Regions from separate parts of the Mus musculus genome. Here region 1 is linked to region 2. A link is a contact called in ENCODE Hi-C or POLR2A ChIA-PET data. All regions are on one chromosome and are shown on one strand. The core of a region is the stretch at or near the end of the contact, and the rest is flanking DNA. Distances in the headings are between cores, read along the strand shown.

The links. A loop is a pair of places that touch in the nucleus more often than their neighbours do. ChIA-PET counts read pairs that join two places held with the same protein, here RNA polymerase II (POLR2A).
Region 1: a loop to region 2 is called in a map of heart, with 3 times the contacts of the local background. The contact joins two enhancer-like sites. A Hi-C loop is called at or near these places in 11 of 37 maps with a recorded cell type or tissue (CH12.LX, Patski, gastrocnemius and 3 more). POLR2A ChIA-PET finds 5 or more read pairs at or near these places in 4 of 5 experiments (Patski and embryonic stem cell).

What each region holds. Positions count from the first base shown.
Region 1 is chr6:120,182,430-120,189,046 of GRCm38, forward strand. All of the region lies in intron 1 of Ninj2 (ninjurin 2), which reads left to right. Among named protein-coding and RNA genes, the nearest start is that of Gm25327, 42 kb to the left of the region's middle. Within about 2 kb of position 5,247, at least 1 of the 3 ENCODE cell types and tissues checked has a DNase peak (open chromatin) inside an H3K27ac peak, as active enhancers do; it is heart, where a contact is called at or near this core.
Region 2 is chr6:120,144,175-120,150,338 of GRCm38, forward strand. All of the region lies in intron 1 of Ninj2 (ninjurin 2), which reads left to right. Among named protein-coding and RNA genes, the nearest start is that of Gm25327, 3.5 kb to the left of the region's middle. Within about 2 kb of position 3,382, at least 1 of the 3 ENCODE cell types and tissues checked has a DNase peak (open chromatin) inside an H3K27ac peak, as active enhancers do; it is heart, where a contact is called at or near this core.

The DNA.
Region 1 (6,617 bases), core at 3,997-6,496, 40 kb after region 2:
TGTCCCGATGCCAAGCTTTCCCTGCCATGATGGGCCATGCCCTCAAACTGTTAGCCAGAACTCAGCCCTCCTCCTTTAAGTTGCTCCTTATCGGGTATTTGGTCAACAAGAACAGTAACCATGTAATACAATATGGGAGCTTGGCAAAGCATGTGTCCAGTACACACAAGATACAATTCTCAATACCAGTCAATAAGCAAACTAACAAACAGAGAAAGAAAAGGAATAAAGGAATCTGTCAGTGGGGGCTGGAGAGGTAGCTCAGTGGTTAAGAACTCTTTTTTTTTTTTTTTTTTTTTTTTTTGGTTTTTCGAGACAGGGTTTCTCTGCGTAGCCCTGGCTGTCCTGGAGCTCACTTTGTAGACCAGGCTGGCCTCGAACTCAGAAATCCGCCTGCCTCTGCCTCCCGAGTGCTGGGATTAAAGGCGTGCGCCACCACGCCCGGCTTTTTGGTTAAGAACTCTTAACCACTCTTTCACAGGACCCTGAGGTCAATTCCCAGCACCCACATGGTGCCTCGCAGAGGTCTGAAACTTAAGTTCCAGAGCATCCAGTGCCCCTTCTGGTCTCTGAAGGCACCAGATACACATGTGGTGCATAGATGTGCATTGAGGCAAACACTTATACACATGAAATAATAAAATTGGGCTGGAAAGATGGCTCAGAGGTTAAGAGCACTGACTGCTCTTCTGAAGGTCCTGAGTTTGAATTCCAGCAACCACATGGTGGCTCACAACCATCTGTAATGAGATCTGATGCCCTCTTCTGGTGTGTCTGAAGACAGTGACAGTGTATTTATATATAATAAATAAATAAATCTTTAAAAGAAAGAGAGAGAAAAAAAAAAAAACAAAAGGGGCTGGAGAGATGGCTCAGAGGTTAGGAGCACTGACTGCTCTTCCAGAGGTCCTGAGTCCAGTTCCCAACAACCACATGGTGGCTCACAACCATCTGTAATGGGATCTGTTGCCCTCTTCTGTTGTGTCTGATGAGAGCAATGGTGTACTCATATACATAAAATAAACAAATCTTTTTTAAAAATTTTAAAAAAATAATAAAATTTTTAAAAAGAATTTATCCTAGGTACAATCTAGAGATGAGACTGTTATAGTTCAATTCATATCCTATCAAACTTATATATGTATATAAATATGTGTTTGTAAATAGGATGACACCATCACTCTTTGTAATATTAGTACCCCCTGTTTAGCAGGTAACTAATAGAGGCCCCAAGTCACATGGCAACTAAGGGGGGGAGGTGCTGAGTCCCAACTCATGTCCTGAATGTTCACTGCCTTTAAATGGGCTGGGGTTCAAACTCCAAATAAGCTAGCAGGACATACACATGAAACCAGAACCCTGGCCAAAGAAGGGCTGGCTCTCACATGCAAGCCTAAACTTGTCTTGGTGTCCTCAAGTCCAGCCTAGGAGCTGGGCTTGCCCGGGTGCTCCTGAGTTCTCTCGGGCAAAGCTGGCCTTGGTCTTACAGCAAAGCCGTGCAATGATGGAGGCAGCTGTCAAGCAGAAGGCTTGAGGGAGCAGGTGCTAGGTGGCAGACAGGGACCGTACAGGGAGCAACTGGGTAGCTGTGTGGTGACAAGCAGGACTCATGCTTCCTTAGTATTTTTAGAAGGTGAGGGCAAGCAAGGTTGACATCTGACTCCTTACCCTGGGGCACTGCCTTGGGCTTCAGAAAAGCTTGTGGCCAGGACAATGCCAGTGAAGGGGAGATGAGCATGCACTAGTGACCCTCCATCCATCCATCCACCCACCCATCCATCCACCCACCCACCCATCACCCGTCTACTCGTAGTGTACATACTAGGCAGACACTGCTCTGGGCACTAGAGAACTGACTTCCCCAGAGCTCCAGTCTTCCAGGACCAGGGCAAAAGACCAAGAGCTGTGAGTGGCAGACAGAACAGCACAAAGGTTAGGGGGTTGGAACAGGGCAGACCTGGATTCAAGTCTTGACTCTTATGCCTCTCAGCTGTGCGACCTTGGGCAAGCTAATCCCTCAAACTAAGATCCCCTCAGATGGTTTTGATGAAAGATGGTGAAATGGTTGGTGCATGTGAAGAATTTGAAAGAACACAGTGCACCAGGTGGGGTGGGTGGTGCAGAGGCAGGAGAATCTCTGTGTTCAAGGCCAGCCTGGTCTACAGAGCAAGTTCCAGGACAGCCAGGGCTACACAGAGAAACCCTATCTTGGGGTGGGGGAGGGGGGAGGAAAGAAACAAAGAAAGAAGAAACAAATAAACACAATAGCACCAAGTCAGCAAGGGTATTGAAGAGGGACAAGACAGATCAGCAGGTAAAAGCTCTTGCCACTTGAGCCAGCTGATCTGAGTTCAATCCTGTGACCCACATTCCATGCCCCTTCCAGAGGACTCAGGTTCGTTTCCTGGCATCCACATGTTGATTCATAACCATCTGTAACTCCAGTTCCAGGGGATCTGATGCCCCCTTCTGGCTTCTGAGGACACCAAGCATGTACTTGGTACATACACATACATGAATGCAAATTCACACACACACACACATACACACACACACACACACACACACACACGCACGCGCACGCATATATATAGTTTTTGAGTTTTTTTTTTAAGAGGTCATGGTCAGGTCAGACATGGAAGTACATGCCTATAACTCCAGTTCCCCAGGAGGAGGAAGAAAGAATTCAAGGCCACCTAGGTAACACTCCTGGTGAATGCACCCAGCACTTGCAAGGTGGAGGAGGCAGGAGGATTAGGAGTTCAAGGTCATCCTCAGCTACTGAAAGGCCACATGAGACAGTCTCCAAAAAAAAAAAAAAAAGCGCAGCTCTAGGACTGGGCTGGGGATGGAGCTCAGTTCAGAGGGTGGGAGGGGTTGCTTCCTCCTAAGAACAAGTTTCGTTTTTTTTTGTTGTTGTTGTTGTTGTTTTTGTTTTGGCTTTTCGAGACAGGGTTTCTCTGTATAGCCCTGGCTGTCCTGGAACTCACTTTGTAGACCAGGCTGGCCTAGGACTCAGAAATCCGCCCGCCTCTGCCTCCCAAGTGCTGGGATTAAAGGCATGCGCCACGCCCGGTTTACGCACAAATTTTTATCTTGGTCCCCACGACTGGAGAAAGACAGAGAATCTGCCAGTTTGCCAGGGCCTGATGCTGGGCTGTTTCCGGTACGATCCCTTGACCTTAGTTAAGAAGCTATTTTAGCTATTTTGTTGGGGGGTTTGCTCAATCCAGAGTAGGCCTACACTGACTTCTGGTGAGAAGGAAATCTTTCAGAGGAAGGTCCTTCCAGACATCAAAAGCAGAGAAGCAGCAAGGCTTTGTGGGGGCTCCAAGGTCACCCAGCAGAGATAGGGAGAGCCCCCTCCAGTCAGACCTCCCTGGCTCCACAGAGAACTCTGCCATTGCTGGCTTGCTCGCTCCCCCTCGGTTTCCTTCAGCTTTGTCTGCTATCAGAGGCACTGCTGAGTGCAGGCTGGGCTCAGTGACTGTGTCCTCCCATCTCACAGCGGCACTGGAAGCCTGAGAACTGAAGAGAGAGCGGTGCACCCGCCATGTGAGGTCTCCAGCTGCACCAGCTGGGCGAGGAAGGAATGAGGGCTGGGTGAGAGCAAAGCACCTGGGCTGGGTCAGGGTCCCAGGTGGGCACAGTCCTGCTGACTCATGCTGGCAAGTCAGTCAAAGGGGGCCCCTCAGGACTGTCGTCACCCCAGCACTGGGGACTCTGTGCTCCCTGAATCCTCTCTTGTTTATTCCCTCTATAGTCTATTTCATCTATGGCCAGTACCAAGGATACTGCAGTACAGCAAGCAAGATGCTCCATTGAAGGGGGTCTGGCACACAACTCCTCTTCCGTCTGCTAGGCCCTTTCTGAATGAATGCAGAGTTCATTCACTTGTTCATTAGCCCTGTCAGGTGAGGTGCTGCAGCACCGAGGGAGACAAAGTCCACAGTCCCCGCAGCAGCCGTTGGGGTGGCATGAAGGGTCATTTTATCTCCTGGCTTCCCCACTTTAGACACTTTATTCCCTGCTAACCCTTGCCGTTTTAGGAGATTAGGAGGGCAGGACTGTACGGCAGGCAGGGATCTTCACTGCATCCTAGATGTCTGCGTCTGATAGAAGGAGCTGGAGATGTGGTTTGTTGAACTGGACTGAATAGGCGGGCATCTTGGCAGGCTCTCTCCGGGCTGGATGGGGTGGAAAATTCAGCACCTTCCCCTTTTCCCATCTAGCTGACAGATACCATGGCCTGCTGGGGGTCTTCTCACCTGGACTACAGCCAGAAACTGTCAGTACTTCTTGTTCTAATTGCATTACATTCCAAACAAGAACTCTCGCCTTTTGAAATGTATGCTCTAGTGGGGAGGCCACACTCACTCTCATCGTGGTGTGCAATGTTGACTTTCAACTTCAGAACTAACTTCTGGGTTTGTTTGTCATTGTTTGGAGACAAAGGCATCTCTCTCTCTCTCTCTCTGTTTCTTTTCTTCCTTCTTTCTTTGTTTATTTTTTATTCTACATTTAGACTTCTCTCTGGATTCAGGTTCTCCATTACAGCTTGGAGAAATCCCGTGGCTCAGATGTACTGAAGTGGCAGAGCCCTTCAGCACCCATGACGCCTCAGCTCTGGTGTGGCCGAGGATGAAAAGAAAGGGGCCTCGGGCTCTCGGAGACAAGGCAATGGTGTGCCTATAATGGGTATAGGGGAGAGATGCTGCCACCCATCCTGGCTGCCAGGATAAAATGAAATCTGGGCTTCGTTTCATTGGTTTTCCTGTGGGAAAACCTAGAAATACTACATTAAAATTCTTTAGACTGGTCCTTTGAGGGTCTGTTTGGTTCTTTTTTGAGGCAAGATCTCTCACTCTTGAAGCCCAGGTTGAACTGGAACATCCTACGTAGCCCAGGCTAGCCTTAAACAAGCCTCTTACCCCAGCTTCCTAAGTACTGGGTTTGAAGGTGTGAGCCATAATTCTGGGTGGGCCTTTTGAGGTTTGTGAAAGCTGGGTGTAGTGGCTTAGCGACCCAGGTCCCAGATCCCAGGAACTCTAATACTTAAAAGCTGGGTGGTCCTGGCAACCTCACTGAACTGTTCTGACCCTTGGTTTCCGGGGAGCAGAGGGGGGGGGGAGGTGCTATTAAATGAATTAAAAGGCAAAATCAACATGAAACTGGCCAGCAGAGGCGCGCAGAAAGAGACTTCCAGGGCAGCCATGGATAGGGCAGTGGTCCTCATGCCCGGGCATCTCTCCTGATTGTCTGATTCAGTCAGAGAACCTGCCTACCCATCCCCCGCCCCTGTTGGGGATCCAGCCTACGAGTGAAAGGGAAGTGGTCTGTCACCAAGCCACGCCTCTGACCCAGCACCTTCGTTACTGTGTGCTCCCCGCTGCTTCTGCTTCCACATCAAATCCACACGCGTTGAGAACCATATTCAAAAAAAGAGCGCCGGCCTAAGGACTTCCATATGGGCACACAGCCCTTCAGATCTGACCTTTGGGCAGCCAATTTCTTGGAACTTCGGTTCCTTCACTTACAAATTTGGGACTAGTTCCATTTTCAGAGCTGTGCTCGGCAGGCAGCATTGTCTTTGTTGCTCTTTCCGTGTTAACTCTTTTACTTGGCTCTTAAAAGTAGGATCCACGGGGCAGCGGGGCAGCGGAGGTGGGCTGGGTGGACCTGGAGAATATTTGCTTTGGGGGAAACTCTAGAGCCAAAGTGGACTCTAGAGCTAAGTGCCAAATGGGGCTGAAAACCTCCAAGCAAAGTTCTGACCCAGAAAGTGCTCTGGTCTTGGGTGAGCACTGGGGGGTGGGGGGGTGGGGGGAACAGATAGATCCTTGGGCAGTTTGTGTGTGGTAAATCCACGGTTAACTGCACTCTGAGTAGTCTTTCCTAAAGGCCACTGGCCAAGTTCTGTTTGCAGGGGAGATGGGCGAGCTCTCCGCAAAGAGTAAGCAGGCCCCGCCGCGCTCTCCCACGCAGGTCCTCCCTTGCAGCCTCTCTGCACATTCTGCCTCCTCTAGTGGAGGACCAACCCTATTGTCGCCTGTAATTCTCACTTGGGTTTCCGAAGACTCAGATTCCTGCCGGGGAGGGGCTGAGCTAACCTGAGCCTCTCTAAGCAGTTTCCTGGCCTCCCCTGCGGGACAACCGCAGTCCCGCAGCCCTTCCCCCCAGCCCCCCCGAAGGCCACGCCCCTCATCTTTAATGTTGCACGGTCCAGGCCCAGTCCTGGGGCCTTGGGCAAGAGCTGGAGCCTCCCAGGGAGGTTGAATCCAAGGCTGGAGGAGCTTTCAGGGACAGTCAGGGATTATCACCAGAATAACACGCAAAAGACACCCCGCCCTACCGCGGATTAGAGGCTGTTGATTTTTAAGGGCAAGACGGCTGCTCTTGGCATGGAAGGCCAAGGGCGGCACAGTGGCGGCATGGGGCCTGCCCCAAACAGAGAGCCGCAGGAGTCTGCCCTTTTGTGGGTTTTGGCCTGAAGACAGTGACAGCACCGGGCCTGTCAGCCCTATGTGAGGATTACAGTCCAGGAGAGAAAAAGACAGTCCTTAGGGGTGGAGCAGGTTTTCCAACAGATGTCCCAAGCCACTCCCCTGTCCCGGAAG
Region 2 (6,164 bases), core at 2,132-4,631:
TGGTACTGATTGAGCCATCTCTCCAGACCCCCAGATTACTCTTAAGTCTGCCATTCAAAGCCACCCGCTAGCTGTCCCTTCCCTGGTGTTTCACCCTCTGTCTTTCTCTTTCTCCATGTTCTTGTGTGTATGTATATGTGTATGTGTGGAGGTAGATGGATATTCTGCCTGCATGTATGTCTATGTACATATGCATACCTGGTGCCTTGCAGAGGCCAGAAGAATGTGTGTTATCTCCTGGGATTAGAGTTACAAACAGTTGTGCACTGTTGTGTAGCTGCTAGGTCTCGAACTTGAGTTCTCTGGAAGACCTGATAGTGCTCTTACTTACTGAGCCGTTACTCCAGTCCCTTCTCTTGGGTTCCTTTTCTTTCTTTCTTCCTTCCTTCCTTCCTTCCTTTCTTTCTTTCTTTCTTTCTTTCTTCCTTTCTTCCTTTCTTCCTTTCTTCCTTTCTTCCTTTCTTCCTTTCCTCCTTTCTTCCTTTCTTCCTTTCTTCTTTTTTTTTTCCAGACAGGGTTTCTCTGTGTACCCCTGACTGTCCTAGAACTAACTCTATAGACCAGGCTGGTCTCAAACTCAGAGATCTGCCTGCCTTAGCATCCTGAGTGCTGAGATTAAAGAACCTGTCTCTCAGGTTCTTGCCAACTGAAATTATTTGCTCTCCTGAATGTAATTCTACTTCTCTTGCTTCTGCGGCTCTTTTCAGGCATTCTTTCTACCTGGAAGGTCTTTTCCTTGTTTCCTCTCCAACTTTTACACATTGTCTAATATCCAGCTAGAATGCTACTTGCTGCATGGTGGAGTTAATAAGCTAGTAACAGGGCAAACAAATATGTATGTAATTTCTACCATGTGCCATGGTTTAGTAAGTCTTTTGTCTTTGGCAGATAGAAATTTCCTTTAAAAAACAGAATCAAAATCTCATCTGTATATTTGCCTATAAACTTGAATTTAGTACATTTTAATTTTCCCCATTTCATTTTATCCTAACCTAATTACAGCTCTATAATTATTTGTTAGATATATTAATTTTAAAAATTGAAGGACTGGGTTAGCTAAGTAGTAGAGTCTTTGCCTGGCATGTGCAAGGCCCGAGAACCTAGCCCTGTAGTGAGAGCTATAGCAAAACAGAAACAATGAACTCACATAGAGGAAATGGAGGGCCGGGGGTATGATGCAGGGGCAGCACACTTTCCTGGCATGGAAAACACACTAAGCTCAATCCCCAGCTCTGTGAGGCAAAGAACAAATTCAAAATAACAAAATGAAATCCTTAAGCAGAGCGACTTGAACATATGGAAGCCTTCATAAGCTGACACAGCTGTGAAGACATCTCAGCAGCCATGGGTTTCAGTGTGTGGAAGCTGAGGTAGACTTGGAGCCAGCAGGGGACTCTTACAGGGCACAGTGAGTCATTTGCACAGTAGCTTCTTCAGAGGAAAAGGATGGGACACAGAGTACAGGGTGGGGGAGAGGAAGGGCTGGAATAGCAATGAGTTTCATTCTTTAACTATTGCTCAACATCCTGGTATTTGGGGAATTTGCCTCCTTTGCCTGGGACAAATTGCCCACTGGCCTGGATTGCTTGTCCTGGGTGGACCTGTTGGCTTTCCTCTGATCTTTTCAGACCTGTTGCTATCTCACTCACCCTGGGACACCTGCTGTATGCAAGCTAGGTATAGCAGTGGATGTTCTTGGGTTCACTAAGCTTGGGTCCAAGTCAGCAAACAACCTCTGGACTTTTACAAGCTCAGAAGGAGGATGGCCTAGGAAAAGGTGTCTCCACATGGGATCTGAGGTAAAAGAAGTGTTGGCAACAGGTGTGGGCAGAGGAAAGGGAGCCTGAGGGTCTTGCCCCAAGGTGGAAGTAGCTTCCATTTCAAGGGCTTGAAAGTCTGCAGGCCACAGATACAAAACTGCAAGACAGAAAGGATTCTTGACTTTGCAATAGACTCTGTGCTTCTCTCTTGGTTCCATTGGCCTCTTGAAGCTTAGTTTACCCCTATAAGGCTCTATCTTAGTGCCTGCAGCCTGCTAAGGTGCCTTCTAAAATCCAAGGTTCCAACCATAGCCATTTGGAAAGTGAGACACTCCTAGGTTCCATGGGATGTTTGGAACTCATAAAGTTATCTGTGGAAATCTAAGTCAAGGCTTTTCCTCAAATGCAAACATTTCTATCTCAGGGTCCAAATATGCCCATAGAGGCCACGTGGCGTGTAGGGGAGGGTGGCTCCTGGACCTGGGCGAGAACCACCAATGGTCTTTTAAGTACGGCTGTGTCCTAGGAATTGGTATGAGGGTCCAGACTCTTTACTGAGGTTTGAAAGGGGCTGTGACTTCCTGAAAAGTTAAACAAAACAAAAACACATTTTTTTCAGAGGCTGAAGGTAGGGCTGTGTGGACATTTCTGCTCCCCCTATTTCCTATGGGCCGTGCATAAACATGTGTGATAGGAAACTATGACCAGGACAGTGACGTGCCCAGCCACCCCAAACCTGCCGATAGGACTGCCCTTTTCTGCTCAGACAACACTACCCCTACCCTACCCTTCCTCCTTCCATTTTGCTCTCAGGGCCACAGGGAACCTAGGCTAGTGGCTGCTGTTTATCAAGAGGAGGACGGAGCTGACAGGGAGGAATGTTCTCTTACGAGGCTGGCATTAGGGTGCAGGAAAGGTGGAATGCGCCCTTCCCTAGACACAGGGGGTGCCAAACTTTGGAGTGCCTCTTTAAATTTCGAACTCGGTCCGACATTCCTGCAAGTAATTGTGACTGCATTCTAAGAATCCACCCATGAGAAATGCGTGCCAGCGAAGAGTTCCTGTGCATTCATCTAAAACTCGAAGCATGGCAGCATCCCTGAGTGTTTGAAAGAACACAGCGTCTATTGTGTGGCAAGTGCTATTTATTTGTCTCTAGGCAGTTTTTGGTGTACATCTAAATTCAGAGGACTTCCCCCAGACCCCCACCCCCATCATCTCTAATGGAGGATCCTTTCCTCTTCTGATCAACTAAGAATCACTGCTCTCATTTAAGATCTTCACTATTTGTTTATTATGCACTACTTTCTTGTTTTTCTGAGAGTCTTATAGTCTTGGCTGGCCTCAAAGTTGGTATGTAGCCAGAGATGACCCTGAATCTGTCTTCCTGCCTACCCCTTAGTTCTAAGATTCCAGCTGCTATCCCTAGCTTTTCTCCCCTGATAAGGAAACTGTGTTCTAGCTTAGGAAGCTTGGAAATGCAGTGACACCCAGCTTCCTGACTATCTCCCTACCTCTGATCAACTTTGAGAACAGCTACATAAAGAACATCCGGGTCCTTTCTCACCCTACCCCCATCCCTGAGTTGAAAGGTGTCTGTAGGGCACCTGGGGAAAGAAAGGACTCATTGAGGCTTGCCTGATCTGATCAACGGTCAGTCGGACAAGAGAAACAACCACACACCACACCAGGCCTTGGCAACGAAGAGCAGCACAAAGTGATGATGTCACTGTTACAGCAGAGAAGGCCAAGCTGGGAGCTAGACCTACCCCACGCAGTCCTTCCTCTAAGCCTTTGAGTTAAGGATTACTGTTACCTTCTCTTTACGGATTCGAGCATTGAAGCATAGGTTAATGACAAAGTCACACGGTTATTAAAGGAGTCTGGATAGGATCTCCAGACCCTGAAATGGCACAGCTTTTCTTTTTTCTTTTTCTTTTTTTTTTTTTTTTTTTTTCGAGACAGGGTTTCTCTGTGTAGCCCTGGCTGTCCTGGAACTCACTCTGTAGACCAGGCTGGCCTCAAACTCAGAAATCCGCCTGCCTCTGCCTCCCGAGTGCTGGGATTAAAGGCGTGCACCACCACACCCGGCTGGCACTGCTTTTCTTAATCACTACATGATTTTGCCCAAGAATCATACTGACCTCAGCTGTCTCACAGGAGGCTCTACCTGGTGCAAAAGCATCTATGCTATATTTTCCAGGGCTAGGAGGACTTGTGGTACACTCAACTCTGTAGGGTGAAGTAGTCCTTAAAAGTCCCCTCCTGCCTGGTGCTAGTGCACACCTTTAATCCCAGTACAAAGGAACAGAGTCAGGTGAATCTCTGTGAGTCAAGGCCAACCTGGTCTACACAGCTAAATCTAGGAAAGTCAAGGTTACATAAAGAGACCAGTTTAAAAAAGAAAGGGAAGAAAAAGGAAAAAGAAAAAGAAAAAAAAGAAAATTTCCTTCTGACTGAGGCAGAGGGGTGTAGCCCAATAAACTCTTGGCCACAAGAAGTGGGCCTCCCTCCCTCCCCCAACCCCAACTACTAAGCTCTCAGCTGGGCCCTTCAGAATGGTTTGGGGCCAGCCTGAGTTTTGGAATTTTTTTCATAACTTGTTCTCTCTGGCCTTTAATACAGCTCCTGCCTTTCCTCTCTGTAATTAGCGTGAACCTTAAACCCCCAGCAAGCTCTTTGAAAGTGGTGTGTGTGTGTGTGTGTGTGTGTGTGTGTGTGTGTGTGTGTGTGTGTAGTATTAAATGTATTCTGTCCTCTCCCCACGTGTAGACTGAGCACAAACTCACCACCTAATAAATGTTCACTGAGTTCAGTCCAGGGATCCAGGGTCTGTAGACAAACCTCCTACCTCCTGGACTGTTGTTTTGGGTCACTCTGCCTATCCAGTCTCCCAAGAGGCTCCTGGCCTGTGAGAGGCTGGGATCTGGCTTGCTGTCTTGTCAGGGTGTGTGGCGCAGACCAGCGCATTTGCACCTGCGCAGGCACTTGTGGAGCAGAGAGGCTATTTAAGGCTTTGGCAGCTCTGCCTTTTAAAGCCTCCTGGGTCCCTGCAGTGGGCAAAAGGCAAGCCATGGAGGCTGTGTGCAGTAGCTCTCCACTCAAGGCTTCCTGGGAACCACGTGTGTTTACCTTTTACTTCCCTGGAGGCCAAGAGCCACTTTTTCTTTGCAAAGCGAGACAGAAAGTCTGGTGTGAGAGACGGCTGAGCTCCCAGTCTCACAGCGCAATCTCTCAGAAGCTCCAGACTTTGCCACTGTGACTGGGCAGCCCCTGGGGCACAGTGCTGTACAGCAGCCCACACTGCGGACTGATATCATCACGTTACCTCTCAGAACCTCCGGGTCTTCATCGAGGAAACAGACAGACTCTGCATCAACTCCCATCAACTCTCTTCTTGCTCTAGCCTACCATAACATAACCCAAGCCTCTCTGTGGGTCCAGAACAACGGGCCTCCTTCTCAGTACTCCCAGCCCCAGTGCGGGTCAGGATTGACCCCTAGCGTTATCCACCCAGGATTTCTTGTAGGACCAGACAAGCCTACTGACAGAACAAATTGCTACTTCATAACTGTGATTTTGCTACAGTAATGAATTGTAGTGTAAATATCTGACATGCAGGCTATCTGATGTGTGACCCCTGTGGGGTTGAGAACGTCTGCTCTAGAGGTTTGGAACCAAGAGTTTAGAGGTCGTTTGCAAGGTGACATTGCATTCCTCCCCACAAACACAGTCTGGGGAGGAGGGGCTGTGAGGAGAGGAAAGGGGAGATCCCAGATGGCTGATTCTTCCTTCTGATAACCGACCACGGCACTTCAGCCCAGCCCATTTCTGAGAGCTTTGGGGAACAGGGAGAGTTGTCAGGGATGCAAGCTTAGGCTACAGGCACTAAGGTTCTCAGCTTCCTTCACAAAGCCCCAGACCCTAACTTGGGGACCGGAAGGATACAAATGTGGTTCACTGTGGGAGAGAGCAGGAGTGGGCTGCAGGCCACAGCCGCAGGCCTCAGCCGCAGGTCACAGCCATACTGTCACATCCTGCTGCAGAGGTTCCTTGCCACAGGAGGAGAATGAGATTCTTCTGGAAAAGACGGGAAGTGGTGCCTAAGGTAGACTCCCTTGTCACGCGGAATTGAAGGGAGAAAAGTAGAACTACGCGTAGGTAGATTCATCAAGACCTTTGTCCCACAGCCTGCTTCTGCCCTCAGAGGTCAGTCAGTGAGGTCCGGCCCTGCCTCTGTGACTTCACGTACAGTCTCCAGGCCCTGCTGAGAGTGCTGCTGCTCTGAGGCTCTGCTGGAGGCACGAGAAGCATCCAAGAAGGCTCTCTACCCTGGATCCACAGGGCGATGACAGGCCCAGGGTGACAGCTCTCACTTTGTCCACACTTAACCAAGCCAACACT